Linked DNA regions of Homo sapiens: region 1 is linked to region 2. The links are chromatin loops, found by intact Hi-C in ENCODE. Cell type or tissue: tibial artery. All regions are shown on one strand.

The links. Peaks named below come from ENCODE experiments on the same cell type or tissue, not always from the same donor. Only the 100,000 strongest peaks of a DNase experiment are listed, where the experiment ranks them.
Region 1: a loop joins it to region 2, with 14 times the contacts of the local background. A loop is called at or near these places in 2 of 110 quality-filtered maps.

What each region holds. Positions count from the first base shown.
Region 1 is chr15:89,301,223-89,309,222 of GRCh38, forward strand. It overlaps FANCI (FA complementation group I), which reads left to right. Exons shown (of 38, transcript NM_001113378.2): 27 at 104-220; 28 at 2,642-2,693; 29 at 3,893-4,020; 30 at 4,119-4,187; 31 at 4,383-4,476; 32 at 4,785-4,972; 33 at 6,254-6,307; 34 at 6,391-6,450. LOC124903548 (a long non-coding RNA gene) reads right to left here and starts at 3,948. Exons shown (of 2, transcript XR_007064749.1): 1 at 3,863-3,948; 2 at 1-565. RefSeq lists a silencer at 3,936-4,163. In tibial artery, no CTCF peak of the experiment used is centred here; no DNase peak of the experiment used is centred here.
Region 2 is chr15:89,247,679-89,255,678 of GRCh38, forward strand. FANCI (FA complementation group I) reads left to right here. Exons shown (of 38, transcript NM_001113378.2): 2 at 1-53. Among named protein-coding and RNA genes, the nearest start is that of FANCI, 7.7 kb to the left of the region's middle. In tibial artery, no CTCF peak of the experiment used is centred here; no DNase peak of the experiment used is centred here.

The DNA of each region.
Region 1 (8,000 bases), 54 kb after region 2:
ATTCTTTCTGTCCTAGTCTTAGGAGTCTCTGACTAGATGCCTCTTCTTCCTGATAGGAACGTGTCTGCTAACATTGCTTGCTGTGTGTGCCTTCCTTTCTCAGAGGTCCTTGTTGAATTTACTTAGCAGTCAAGAGGAAGATTTTAATAGCAAAGAAGCCCTCCTGCTAGTCACGGTTCTTACCAGTTTGTCCAAGTTACTGGAGCCCTCCTCTCCTCAGGTACTAGTACCGCTAACTTAATCCCATTTAGCATTCCTCAGAAGGCAAGGATTATTGCATCATAAAAGTGTATATCTAAATGTCCTCTTGAAATTGAGCTTATTTTACATAATGTGTTTAATTATACACCTGAGTTAATATAAGACCTATAAGATGTATTCTTTCCTGTGTAATGCGTCTACCACAGCATACTTACATGCAGCCATACAGGGCAAGAACATACTGCTTTTGTTTTGTTTGTTCAGGGTAGAGTGAAACACCACAGAAAGAATCCTGTGTTGATCTTTGGTGCCTTCAACCTTCTTAAACCTGTGTTCTTTGCCACTCTTGGTGTTTACTTCTTTTCTAAGAAGAAAATTTGTTAATTATGAAGAAGGCAGTTGACATTCAGCAGTTGACTTTCTCAGCACAGTTACCTGGTACTGACTTTGGAGGAAATTCAACCAAAGATGATTAATTCAGAAAGTGTAACTATAGTCCCAAAGCAGAAACACCTCTGCAGAGATAGGTTGTATGTATGTTTGTGTAAGTGTGCACACGTAGATGTAGAGCTGTGTACCCACATGAGCGTTCACACACAGAAGAATAAGAGAAGGACCACTTGTTGGGGGTCTGTACCATTCAGGAGTAATTTTCCTGTAGGATGATAGAGTACCTTCAGGAGCCCAGGACTGTGTGCTCCTACCACATCTACTTCCTGGGCTTGAGAAAGACAATGAAGCCCTGCGGTATACTCCTCTTTATGTGAGCCCTTGCCTCAGAAGACTGTAGCCTGGGAGTATGAAGGCGTTTGGGCACTAGAAAGCAGAGCTGCTTCCTGTCGTCCTACTTCCAGGTTTGCCCAAAGAAAGTCCCTTTGGTTACTTCATCCCAGTTCCAAACAGCTCACCCCCACTTTGCTCTCATCATCGTTCTTTCATACTGCTGTTTTTGCTGCAAAGAGGAAAGGACTGAGAAAGAAATAGCTAATTGGGGCAGGGGGAAATTTGAGAGAAAATAAATGGATTTAGGAAGGCTAAAATGTTCAGGAAAATTTAAAAATTTTTCTTTTTTAAACTTTTAAACTTTTAGATTTTTAAACGTTTTACCACCTACCCCTTCTCCCTTAACTTCAGGTAGTCTCTTTAAAAAAAAATTTTTTTTTTTTTTGAGACAGAGTCTCGCTCTGTCTCCCAGGCTGGAGTGTAGTGGCGCCATCTCAGCTCACTGCAGGCGCCGCCTTCCGGGTTCACGCCATTCTCCTGCCTCAGCCTCCCAAGTAGCTGGGACTACAGGCGCCTGCCACAACACCCGGCTAATTTTTTGTATTTTTAATAGAGACGGGGTTTCACCGTGTTAGCCAGGATGATCTCGATCTCCTGACCTCGTGATTCACCCGCCTCGGCCTCCCAAAGTGCTGGGATTACAGGTGTGAGCCACCGCGCCTGGCCAAAAATTTTTAATTTTAATTTTGAATGGGTAATAAAGTCCTATGATTTGAAAACCAGAGATTATCAAGAGATTTATGGTAAATGGTGTCCCCCACCCATGTCCTCCATCTGTTCAGTTCCTCCTCTCCCCAAATAAGTAAACACCTTTAGTTTTTTGTGTCCTTCAACCTTCTTTATTCCCTTCCAAGTAAATATAGAGTTTTATTCCCAATCCTACCCCTCTTCACACAAAAACTTGTTCTGCATCCTGCTTATTTCATTGAGCACGGTATTCTGAAGATCTTTTAATATCAGTTTGTAGAGAGCTTTCAGTTAGCCTCTTAATTTACCTTTTCCTCAACAGATCAAAACTGCATTTTTGTTAGTCATTTACACTTAAGTATAACGGCATTTCGGTGCCTTTGTAGCTGAAAGAACTGCTGAAGCAGAAAGTTGACTGTGTGTCTGGTGATGCAGATGCTTGCTATCTGAAGACCTTAAGTCTCCTTCACTTAGCTAAGAAAATGCTGTCTGGTTTCTTGCCTCTTTTATTTCTCTTTTTTCTGCCCTTCTCTCTTCTAACCTCCTTTGTTCTTTTGGCTTCTAAATGCTAATTCTACTGTTCTTATAGCTAGGTTTTCTCTTTCCCACACCTTTCTGATAACCTAATATCCTCAAGTGGAGAGTCTGGGGGCATGGGAAAGAAAAGAGGGCGCTTTAGCCCTAGACCACTATGGTAGAAGCAGAGGAAGTTCAGGTGTAAGGACCCTAAAACTTTTGGACCTCAGTAAGGACATAGACATTGAGAATTAAATTATATATTATTCTCATAATTCTTAGAATTTTGGACTTATTTTTATGCCCTTCATCATATATTACCACTTGAGATCTAAGGACATGTTTTGGCAGCTGATTTGCTTAGATATGGAAAGGTCTAGAACTCTTCTGTTCTGACAACACCTAGGTCTATCTCTGGCATGTTTCTTTAATATCTGAATGATCTCTAATTTAGTTTGTGCAGATGTTATCCTGGACATCAAAGATTTGCAAGGAAAACAGCCGGGGTAAGTTTACTGCCATGTTTTCCTAAAGGCTTTATATAAAATCACTATCCTCCAGTGGCATTTGGAAAAGAAAAGGTATTCCCCATTCATTACACATTCACCAGAGTGGCCAAAATGAAACAGACACCTAATACCAAGTCGAATTGTTGGCAAGAATGTAGAGTAGTTGGACCTTTCATTCACTGGGGGTGGAGGTAGAAATTGGTATAACCACTATGGAAAACTGTTCAGCAATATCTACTAAAATTAAACATATGCCTATGACTCAACAATTCGAATCACAACAGAAAAATGTGGAAGAATTCTCTTAGCAGCACTATTTTAGTAGGTAAAACAAACCTAAGTGTTCATCAGCAGTAGAAAGGATAAAAGAATTATGATATATTCACACAGTGGAATCCTATACAGCAAATAAGCATGAACAAACTACATGTACACACAACTTGGAGAGGATCTCACAAATGTACTGTAAAACAAAAGAAGCCAGACACAAGAAAGGGTACTTACTGTAGAATTCCGTTTAGATGAAGTTCAAAATTAGACAAAATTTATCTGTGATGTTAGAAGTCAGGATAGCAGTTTCCTTGGCGGGGCAAGTTAGGAGGGAGTCCCTAGAATACTCGTAATGTACTTGATCTGGATGCTAGTTACACAGTAATCTTAACTAATGATGGGAAATGTCTGCCTTCTTTGGGCATGTGGATAAAGAGGCATCATTGCAGACTAGCTGCTTGGCTGTAGTATGTGTAACACTGGGATGTTGTGCCTGAGACACGACAAGCTACCTCCTGTTCTGGTTAGGCACTCCACCCCACACACCCTGTACACATACCTGAGGGACCTGACTGGGTTATAACTTAACTTTTTTTTTTTTTTTTGAGACAGAGTTTCACTCTTGTTGCCCAGGCAGGAATGCAATGGCACGGTCTTGGCTGACCGCAGCCTCCGCCTCCTGGGTTCAAGCAATTCTCGTGCCTCAGCCTCCCAAGTAGCTGGGATTACAGGCATGCGCCACCATGCCCGGCTAATTTTATATTTTTAGTAGAGACGGGGTTTCTCCATGTTGGTGAGGCTGGTCTTGAATTCCTGACCTCAGGTGATCCACCCGCCTTGGCCTCCCAAAGTGCTGGGATTACAGGCGTGAGCCACTGCACTTGGCCACAACTTACCTTTTAATTTGCTTTTCTTCCTATTCCTAGAGGATGCCTTGTTTTGCAAGAGCTTGATGAACTTGCTCTTCAGCCTGCATGTTTCGTATAAGAGTCCTGTCATTCTGCTGCGTGACTTGTCCCAGGATATCCACGGGCATCTGGGAGATATAGACCAGGTACTATAATGAGCCTTCAGTACAATACCCTGTGTGGGGATGGGGGTCAAGGGAACAACCTTACTGTCATTAGGTCTCACCTCTCTTCTTTTCCCCAGGATGTAGAGGTGGAGAAAACAAACCACTTTGCAATAGTGAATTTGAGAACGGCTGCCCCCACTGTCTGTGTAAGTGTTGTACCTGAGCCATGGGGAATAGCTTTGTCATTCTTTCCATTCTACTCCATGTGAAGTGACTTGTGTCCTATAGCGGCTTGTGTCCTGAGGCCTGTAACCCACCTGTAGGTGGCCAGGTGACCACAGTTATTATATTACCCCCACAGCTGTGTGTAGTGAATCACACCAGGCACTCTTTTCTTTCAGTTACTTGTTCTGAGTCAGGCCGAGAAGGTTCTAGAAGAAGTGGACTGGCTAATCACCAAGCTTAAGGGACAAGTGAGCCAAGAAACCTTATCAGGTAAGATAAGTTCAACTGGGATTCCAGGAATTGACATGAGCAAGGTCAAAATTCATATTGGGTCGGTGCATAAAAATGGAGCCCCTGAGCTAAATTTCTTATTTGCCTTTAAGCTAGATTTTTTCCTATGTGATGAAAGAAGTAGAAGATCATATGTCTTATCACAGCACGATTAATTCACTCTGCATATTGAATGTTCGTTTTTCCATAAAGACTTTCTAGTTAGTAGTAATCAATTTCTAAATCTCCTTTACTCTTAATTAGAAAACGAAGTTGGGTTTGAATGTGCCAATTTTATTTCCCTTTAGAAGAGGCCTCTTCTCAGGCAACCCTACCAAATCAGCCTGTTGAGAAAGCTATCATCATGCAACTGGGAACTCTGCTTACATTTTTCCACGAGCTGGTGCAGACAGCTCTGCCATCAGGCAGCTGTGTGGACACCTTGTTAAAGGACTTGTGCAAAATGTACACCACACTTACAGCCCTTGTCAGATATGTGAGTATTTGAGACAAGCAGATTCGCCCCACCATTCTACCCCAGTGAGCCAGGAGATGAGGATGGGGCAGCAGCCCACTGCTGCAGAATGCCCCTAAACAAGAGAGCATTTGCCTCCATCTTGGCAGGTCATGGTTTCATTTTAGTTTGGTCAGTAGGTGGCAGGCATCTCCACAGGCCAGGGAAAAACAGTTTATAATTCTAATCTGCTTTTGGGCCTGTCACGGTGGTTCATGCCTGTAATCCCAGCACTTTGGTAGGCTGAGACGGGCGGATCACCTGAGGTCAGGAGTTCGAGACCAGCCTGGCCAACATGGTGAAACCCCGTCTCTACTAAAAATACAAAAAGTAGCTGGGCGTGGTGGTGGGCACCTGTAATCCCAGCTACTCAGGAGGCTGAGGCAGGAGAATCGCTTGAACCCAGGAGGCGGAGGTTGCAGTGAGCTGAGATTGTGCCACTGTACTCCAGCGTTGGCAATAGAGTGAGACTCCATCTCAAAAATTAAAAAAATAAAGTAAAAATCTGCTTTTGGAGGCCCTTAATTCTTTGGCATGTATGTGGCACCTGATTGAGAATGAATGCCTCTTTTAAATACCTTCTAAGGTTTAATCTAAACTATAACTATCCTAGAATTAAATCTGGGCCCATAATGCATAGAAATTATACCATTTCTAACCAGTCTGGACACTTAAAGAGATGTTTATTCCTTTTTTCATTCCTTTAACATGTAGGTGTTAAATGCCTTATAGATCAAATACTAAGGTGGGGAAGAAAATTATTTTTTATAAAAATACAAGGCATACCCTGCCCTTACTGTTTATGTTCCTAGCAATGATCCATATTAAATACTTAGAAAGGCACAGATAATCCAAGAAAGATGTGGACCACCCCGCATCACAGCAGTGTGGCTCTCTCAGAATGTGTAGCTCTAGCTACATGTGGCTAAGCTGCTGTAGTGGAAATACTGAGAGCCTCTTCTCTTTATTGGCATCTTTAAAAGGAAAAACAGCAAAGTTGTTGGTTTTTTACATGCAGGGACTACCAGCCTGAGGAATTTTTAAAGAAATGAGCAAATCAGAAACAAACCCTTCATTACTTATTGTCTGGGAAGCTTAGGAGCTTTGGAGGAGAGGAATAAGGAAGCTTGTGTCTTGGCTTCTCTGTGAATTTTGTTTTTCCTCTTCAGTCAGAATGATGAGTCACACTCCATAGGCTCACTGCAGCAGTCACTTGTAGTTTCATAGGACAGTCTACTAAATCTAGGAATCTTTTTTTATTAGTATCTCCAGGTGTGTCAGAGCTCCGGAGGAATTCCAAAAAATATGGAAAAGCTGGTGAGTTGAGAATGCCTTTCCTAGGAATGGGGGAAGCACTTTTACTGCTGGTTACATTGGTTTCCTTCTCCCTTGTTGTGCAGGTGAAGCTGTCTGGTTCTCATCTGACCCCCCTGTGTTATTCTTTCATTTCTTACGTACAGGTAAGAGATTCAGAGGCAGTACCCAATAGGTCTTCAAGAAAGGATTTCTTACATGCCCAGGGGACTATTGATCACCTGAACTGAGCATATATAAACTTTTTTCCCTGCTTACCACAAGCTGGAGGCACCCATCAGAGACCAAGCCAAGGCTTGAGGGCTTTGCAGCAAGGACATCTTTATGTAAAGAAAACTGTTTCACTTAATTTGGAGAAAGGAAGCATATATGTTTGCATTTGGAGCAAGGAAGGAACAAGCATGCTCAGGCTCAAGGACTTGGTTTATTCCTGGGTGACTGAAAGTCCATGCCATGAGGCATCCTCTGGGAATGTGAGCAGAGTAGCAGCAAGCACATGAAGAAGGGTTGTGATGAGACGGCAGTGCAGTGAGGGCACTTTCAGGGAAGTGGAAGGACGTGGCTTTGTAAGTGTCATTTGGTCCTAAATACCATCAGATTCCTGCAGTACTTGAATCTCCTTTACTGTTTGCTTAAACCAGTTTTTTAACCTCACCACTATTGACATGTTGCGCTAGATAATTCTTTGTTGTGGGACCTGTTCTGTGCATTTTGGGATGTTGAGTAGCATCCCTGGCCTCCACCTACCAGATGCCAGTAGCAGCCCCCTAGTTTTAACAGCCAAAAATGTCTCCAGAAATTGCCAGTTGTCCTTAAGGGACAGAATCACCCCTCGTTGGAAAGAGGAAGAAACGAGAGATCTACTGTCTCCTAAGGCCACTTAGTCATGCAGTAAATGTATCACAGGGCTGTTACTGATCTTTGAGGAATCAAAGAGAATGGGTCCACTAAGTGTCAATCTCAGCCAAGATTCTAGAACCAATTATTAAAGCAATGGATCGTGACCACTTTGGTAGTGATGCTTCACTTGTTTTCTGCCTCTGCATCACTTACAGGCACAATATCATTCTATCAGTAACTTGCCTCATTATGTGTATTCAGGGTGCCTCTTCCCCTCCCTTTAAGAATCAGCAATCAGCTGGGCACAGTGGCTCATGCCTGTAATTGCAGCACTTTGGGAGGCCGAGGCGGGTGGATCACCTGAGGTCAGGACTTCAAGACCAGCCTGGCCAACATGGTGAAACCCCATCTCTACAAAAAATACAAAAAATTAGCTGAGCATGCTGGCGGGCACCTGTAATCCCAGCTACTTGGGAGGCTGAGGCAGGAGAATCGCCTGAACCTGGAGGGCGGAGGTTGCAGTGAGCAAAGATCGCACTGTTGTGCTCCAGCCTAGCAACAAGAGCGAAACTCCGTCTCAAAAAAAAAAAAAATAAAGAATCAGCCATCAAGTGGGCTGTCATCTGGGTTTAGCTGAAGGAGTTCTTAGTAATGGGCTGATAGTTGAGACTCTCTGTCACCTTGCCTTTGTATCAGTTTTGTGATCTGGGTCAGGAATGCATCATCCATTTTCTATATCCAGCCATCCAGCCAGTAGTCAACTGTCATAAAGCTATTACTTCTGGTCCTCTCCTTTTATCTCACCCAAATGCTTGCAGGAATGCTTTCTCAAACCTCATGCTTGTAAATTTTCATG
Region 2 (8,000 bases):
AAAAAACAGCAGACAAACTGCAAGAATTTCTTCAAACCCTGAGAGAAGGTGATGTGAGTATTAGGAAGCATGTTCTGCTAAAAGTAAATGTCAGGCATGATGACACATTCAAAGGACATGTGAGAAAGAAAAATTACGCTGCTTCTTCATCTACTCCCCATTCACTGTAGGAGACAAGGATTTATTTAATAATAATTTATAGATGTAAAGAAATTGGGGTGAGGGAATGAGAGAAATAGACTACTTGAGGGCATTTGTGACCAAGTTTAAACCTGAAATAGTTTAAGAATAGAATGCTTTTACAACTGTATTTATAAAAGCAATTAGTATACTTTTATGGTCCTCAGAACAATCCTATTTGATGATAATATCCAGACTATAGTTACTGATTGAGACATTAGTTTTGCATTTTGATGCTTCTCTGTATTTTTCCGTAAAGAAATTAAGTTTATAAGCGGCAAAATATTTTGAAATTATTAGTAAAAATTAGGGCCTCTGTTTTCACTATAAGTGTAGGATTATAAAATGGGATAGTAATTGCCTTATATGTTAGGCTGTTTCTTCTCCCTAATGTTCTTTCTCAGCTGATATACTGCTCCTTTTTCCATAAGTGATCTCATCCTATCCAGGTCCCTGCCTGGAAAAGAATCCCTCTTCAAGGTATATGTACAAACAAGTAAAGACATTGAGTATCATGGGATTTTTTTCCTTTTTCTGTCAATTGATGAGTATTATGTTTTTAAGGGAATTTCTTTGTGTTAATGTTGTAGTTATTGAAGGAAGGTGCATCTTAGTGTGTGTTATCTGACATACTAACTAGGAATTGATGCAGTGTTGCTCTTTGATTTTTTTTTCTTTGAAATTATCCAAGATTGCCTTTATAGCTATTTTTTGAGATGACTTGTTGCATGAGTTGTAACTTGAATCATTCTATAGACAAGATTTGATTGAAACTAGCATTTAAATTATTTATTTAAAGTTTCATGCCTCAAATTGAAGGCGTGAACACTGTCAAATTGAAGACAGTGTTCCAGATGTTTTCTGACTCTAGGATAGAGTAATGCTAATATTTCCCTCATTTTTCCATTAATGCAAAATCAGCTTTTTGGCAGCAACATTATATTGTAGTCTCATTGCTCTTATATTTATTTTTGTATATGTTGATAAGTTGCTAAGTTTCCTTTATCTCTGAAGTCCTTTTAGAATCCATGTTAAAAACTATATATAGGCCAGGCATGGTGACTTACACCTGTAGTCCCAGCACTTTGGGAGGATTCCTTTAGGCCAGGAGTTCGAGATCAGCTTAGGCAACATAGTGAGACCCAGTTTCTAAAAACAACTACCAAAACAACAAACTTTATATCTGTTAACTGTCACCTTTTTTAGATTCATCTTGTTTTACTCCATCAAGATCATTTTGTATGATTCTGCTGACCGTATTAATCAGCTTTTTATCCTCTACAAATTTGTTAAGCATGTCAGTAATATATGCAGGCAGTTCATTTGATAAAATGTCCCACAGAAGATGAACTCAGAGTAAAAAATTATAAAACACATAAAGAAGTCCTGTGGCAAGAAAGACTCAAACAGAAATGGGAAAATTCATATTCAAGGATTTAGAGCAATCTGAAAAAAATCTTTAATTATTTAACACAAATACTTAATACAGTATTTAACTTTATTTATTTAAAGGTGGGATCTCACCCTTGCACAGGCTGGAGTGCAGTGGGGCGATCTCGGCACACTGCAGCCTCAACCTCCTGGGCTCATGCGATCCTCCCACCTCAGCCTCCTGAGTAGCTGGGAGTACAAGCATGTGCCACCATGTCCGACTAATTTTTGTATTTTTAGCAGAGATGGGGTTTCGCCATGCTTTCCAGGCTGGTCTTGAACTCCTGAGCTCAAGCAATCCACCCACCTCAGCCTCCCACAGTGCCGGGATTACACGTGTGAGCCACTCTGCCTGACCTAGTATTTAAAATATTTGAAGATGTAAATGAAGGAATAGAACTCACAAAATAAGGGATGGATTTAGAAAACAATGAAAGACAACTTCTTGAAATGAAAACCTCAGTAGGTGGTTTAACAGTAGACAAAACATTGCTAAAGAGAAAATTAGTAAAGTGGAATACAGAGCTGAGGATAACTAAATAAAGCACAGATTGTAAAGAGGTGGAAAATATAAAGAATATTTAAAATATATGCAGAGAACTTTGATAAGAATATATTATCTTCTTAAACACATAGAATGTTCATAAAAATTAATCACATGTCATATACTAGAGCACAAAGAAAACATGGGTAGGTCCCATAAGGTAGAATTATTACAAACTATTCTCTGTGATCACAATGCAATAAAACTGGAAATGAAAACCGAAACTAAAAGTCAAAAAGCAAAGACACTTTTACTTGGAAATTAAAATACCTTCTATTCAACCATTGTGGAAGACAGTGTGGCGATTTCTCAGGGATCTAGAACTAGAAATACCATTTGACCCAGTGATCCCATTACTGGGTATATACCCAAAGGACTGTAAATCATGCTGCTATAAAGACACATTCACACGTATGTTTATTGCGGCACTATTCACAATAGCAAAGACTTGGAACCAACCCAAGTGTCCAACAATGATAGACTGGATTAAGAAAATGTGGCACATCTACACCATGGAATACTATGCAGCCATAAAAAATGATGAGTTCATGTCCTTTGTAGGGACATGGATGAAGCTGGAAGCCATCATTCTCAGCAAACTATCGCAAGGACAAAAAAACCAAACCCCACATGTTCTCACTCATAGGTGGGAATTGAACAGTGAGAACACTTGGACACGGGAATGGGAACATCACACACCGGGGCCTGTTGTGGAGTGAGGGGAGGGGGGAGGGATAGCATTAGGAGATACACCTAATGTAAATGACGAGTTAATGGGTGCAGCACACCAACATGGCACATGTACGCATATGTAACAAACCTGCATGTTGTGCACATGTACCCTAGAACTTAAAGTATAATAAAAATATATATATATATAAAAATAAAAAAATACCTTCTAAATAACTCTTGGAGGAAAAGAGATACAAACAAATTACAGGATTTTTGAAGAATAATTACAGATAACAAAAATACTACATGTTAAAAATCCATGGAATAATGTTAAAAACAAGTGTTTAACAAATGAAATAATGAAATCAATACAAATGAAATAATGAAAATAAATAAATTCCCAACTCAAAAACCTAGAAAAAAGAGAAAGTAAACAACAACAAAAAAACACAAGAAACTACTAAAGATAAAAGTGGAAATTAATAAAGTAGAGAACAGAAAAATAGTGGATCAAATTAATCAAAATCTTGGTTCTTTGTGGGGGAAAAAAACACCATTAATTAATATAATAATCAAAACAGTGGAGTAAAAACATGCACAAAATGAGAAATGACAAGGGAGAAATACTGTTAATACAGAGAAAATCTCAAAAAATACTGTGAGACTACAGTAGATTCCTGTGCAAATAAATTTGAAAACCTAGAGGAAATGGATAATTTCTTAGGCACGTACAGTTTAATAAAATTGAGCCAATTTGAGATGGAAAGCTTAAGCAGACCAGTTTCCATAGAAGAAAAGAGAAAGTTATGAAGGAACTACTTCGTACAAAAACACCAGGCCCAGATAGATTGGCAGGAAACTTCTGTCAAACCTTTAGAGATCAGGTAGATAGTCCTAATGCTACATAAATTGTTTTAGAGCATAAATAATAAAGGAAAACTTCCAAGTTCTTTGAATGAAGCAAGTATAACATTGAATTAAACAAATATAACATTGATTTTTTTATGCTATCTTTATCAGGTATAACCTTAAACCTCATAAAGATAGCATAGAAAAAAGAGGATATAGACTAATGTAACTTACGAATATTGATATAAAAGTCTTAAATATTAGGGGACAGATTGCAACACCACATTTAAAAAAAGTACACCATGATCAAGTGGGATTTAATAGCAGGAATACAAGGTTGGTTCAGTATTTGAAAGTATATTACTATAAAGATTATACGATTATCTTCATGGATCAGAGAAAGCCTTTGACAAAATTCAACACTCATTCCTAATAAAAGCTTGAGAAAAATCAGAATGGGTGGCTGTTTCCTTTACATCATAAAATGTATATATCTAAATTCTAGAGTCAGCATCTTAGTGGGAAACCATAGAGACATTTCCTCTAAGGCCGGGAACAAAGCAATGATGCCTACTGTCTCCATTACTATATAATGTTCTGATTGGCTAGCCTATGCATTTAACCTAGAGAAAACAATCACAGGCATAATAATGGAAAAATAAAGGCTGAGTGCAGTGGCTCACACCCATAATCCCAACGCTTTGGGAGGCCAAGGTGGGCAGATCACTTGAGGTCAGGAGTTCGAAACCAGCCTGGCCAACATGGTGAAACCCCTTCTCTACTAAAAATATAAAAATTAGCTGGGCGTGGTGGTGTGTGCCTGTAATCCCAGCTACTCGGGAGGCTGAGGCAGAAGAATCACTTGAACCTGGGAGGTGGAGGTTGCAGTGAGCCCAGATTGCACCATTGCACTTCAACCTGGGTAAACAAAGTGAGATTCCATCTAAAAAAAAAAAAAAGAAAATATAAAACGTCTCTCTTTGTAGATGGCATGATAGTATACCTGGAAAACCCTGGAGAATCTGTGATAAAACCATCTATAAACGAATTCATCAAGGTAGCAGAATATAAAATTAATATGCAAAAATCAGTAGCATTCATACATAATAGCCAGTTAGCTCACGCCTGTAATCCCAGCACTTTGGGAGGCCAAGGCAGGCGGATCACCTGAGGTGAGGAGTTCTAAACTAGCCTGGCCAACATGGTGAAACCTCAACTCTACTAAAAATAGAAAAATTAGCTGGGCGTGGTGGTGCACGCCTGTAGTCTCAGCTACTCAGGAGGCTGAGGCAGGAGAATTGCTTGAACCCGGGAGGTGGAAGTTGCAGTGAGCTGAGATCACGCCACTGTACTCCAGCCTGGGCCCCATTTACAATAGCAACAGAAAAGTTAAAACAGGAATAAACCTGAGAAATGTCCAAAACCCATGCGAAAAAAAACTATGAAACACTTCTGAAGGACAAAGTAGAAAACTAAGAAGATATCCCCTGTTCTTGATTGGGGAGTCTCAACATCACGAAAATGTCAATTCTTCCAAAGTTAATTTATCAATTTAATACCAGTAAAAATCCCATTGAGCTATATATATAAGTTGACTGCAAAATTCATATAGCAAATTGTACACACAGGGATAGTTAGGGAAAAGCTGAAAAGAGCTCTGAGAGAGGATTAACCATAGCAGAGACTAAACACCACAAAAACTTTTATAAATAAGAGTGCAGTACTGGTACATGAGTAGATAAACAGAAACGGAATAGGATACAAAGAATAGAATAGGTAATGCATAAGAATGGAAAGTCTCAAAATAGACCCAACTACAAGTAAAATCTAGTATATAATAAAATTACATCTTAAAACACTGAAATAAAGATAATCTTTGACAAATGATATTGGAACAACTGGATGGACATTTGGAAAAAATAGATGAAATTAGATGTGTTTCTCATATTCAAGAGAAAGCTCCAAATGAATCAGAAATTTAAATGTAAAAAACAAATCTAAATAAATGTTAGGGCTGGGCACAGGGGCTTATCCCTGTAATCCCAGCACTTTGGGAGGCTGAGGTGGGAAGATCGCTTGAGCCACGAGGTTCAGATTACAGTGAGCTATGATTGTGCCACTGCACTTCAACGGGTGAAAGTGAGACTCTGTCTCTTAAAAATAAATAAATAAATAAATAAATAAATAAATAAGTATATGTTAGAAGAAAACATGGATGAATTTCTCTTTAAGCTCAGTGCAGTGAAAAGCTTTCTAACTGTCATACAAAGTATAGATGCAAGAAAAGATAAGTTTGTCTACATATAAGTTAAAAAGTTTGTGTGGCCAGAAATACCATAAGCAGAGTCAAAAGACAAATGGCAAACTGGGAAAAAATATTTGTAACGTATCACAGAAAAAGGATTAATATCCCTAATTCATAAATAACTTGTGGGGGGGGGGGGGAAGATAAACTGTATTTTAAAAAGGCAAAAAACATGAGAATAATCACTAAAAGATATATAAAAATGGCCTTAAACATAAGAAAATATGCTCAACTTCACTCATAATAAGAGAAAAATAAAATAAAAGATAGTGATCCACCTGCCTTGGCCTCACAAAGTGCTGGGATTACAGGCAGGAGCCACCATGCCTGGCCCCATGTATATTTTTATGTGTATAAACATGCATACATTTCCTGGCTCTCTCCAATGAAAGAACCATGAAGCAAAGATGCCATAGTTGCTCGGTGCGGTGGCTCACGCCTGTAATCCCAACACTTTGGGAAACTGCGTGGGTGGATCACTTGAGTCCGGGAGTTCAAGACCAGTTTGGGCAACGTGGTCAAATCCTGTCTCTATAAAAAAATAAATAAATAAATTTTAAAAAGATGCCTTAGTAACAACAAACACACCCATCACCTAGATCTTTGCTGTTTCATAACCATTCCTCACTCAAGGGAACCAGGGCTCTTCAGAGAAACGGATAAGTTTATGCGTGGGCAGGATGGATACAAGATGAACCTGGAACATCTTGCTATACCAGAAAGTAAAGAAGTGCTCAAAAAAGACAGTGGGGGCGTGTCACAAAGACAGAAGAGCCAGCTTGAAGGGTTTCCCTTTGGCCAAATCTGGGACTATTTGAGCATCAAAATAAGTTCAATAATGAACCATTGAAAAATACAGAGATTTATAAGTCCATACTCATAATTAATAAATAAATTACTTTGGGAGTTCGAGGACGGAGGATCACTTGAGTCCAGGAGTTTGAGACCAGCTTGGACAACATAGTGAGAACCCACCTCTACAAAAAAATAATTTAAAAAATTAGCATGGCATATCAGCACACGCTTGTATTCCTAGCTAACTGGAGGGTTGCTGAGGCAGGAGAATTGCTTGAGCCCAGGAGTTTCAAGTTATAGTGAGCTATGACTGTGCCACTGCAGTCCAGCCAGGGTGACAAAGAAGACTCTGTCTCTAAGGTAAGTAAAGTAAGTAAATGAATACATGGGTAGAAAGGAGTTCTCTTGCTTACAGTGCAGGAGTTGGAAAATCATTCCTTTGCAATTGTAATGGTAAAGATTGAACCAGACAAGAAATACCAATGGATGTTAAATCCAGGGGGACTTTAAAAACATTGATACGATACAATTAATGAAGCTAAGAACCTTATTCCAACTCTCCCCAGTAATTATTTCACTAATGTTCTCTTTATGTTCCAGGATCCCACTCAGCATCCTACATTGCTCTTAGTTGTCATTTCCCCCTGATTTCCTACACTCTGCAATAGTTCTCAGTCTTTCCTTATCTCTGTTGATCATGATAGCCCTGAGGAGTATTGATTAGTTGTTTTGCTGAATGTGTCTCATTTAGGGCCTGTTTGGTGGTGTCTCATGATTGGACCAATGTCTTGTATCCCTGGCATAAGGACCACAGAAATGGTACCATGCCCTTTTTAGTGTATCAAATCACTGAGCTCTTGATGTCAGTGTTATTCCTGGTGATACTGACTTTGATAACCTGGTAACAGTGGTTTCTGCTGGGCTTTTCCATTTTACAGGAAGAAAATTAGATGAGGAGCAAGATATTTGCATGATCTTAAAGTGTCTCCCTATAAATTGCTTACTGGTGGCAAAGGGACAGGGTGGGGGAAGTAATTATAAAGTGGGATCAGAATATCACCAATGAGGGACAGATGGACATCATGTGCTTCCTGATGTGATACTCCGAGAATGACATGATATCACCTGTGTTCTTGTGAGACCGCATAAACTCAATCTAGCCACAAGGAAACATCAGACAACACAAAATGAGGAATGTTCTATTTTTTAAAAACTAAAATTTAT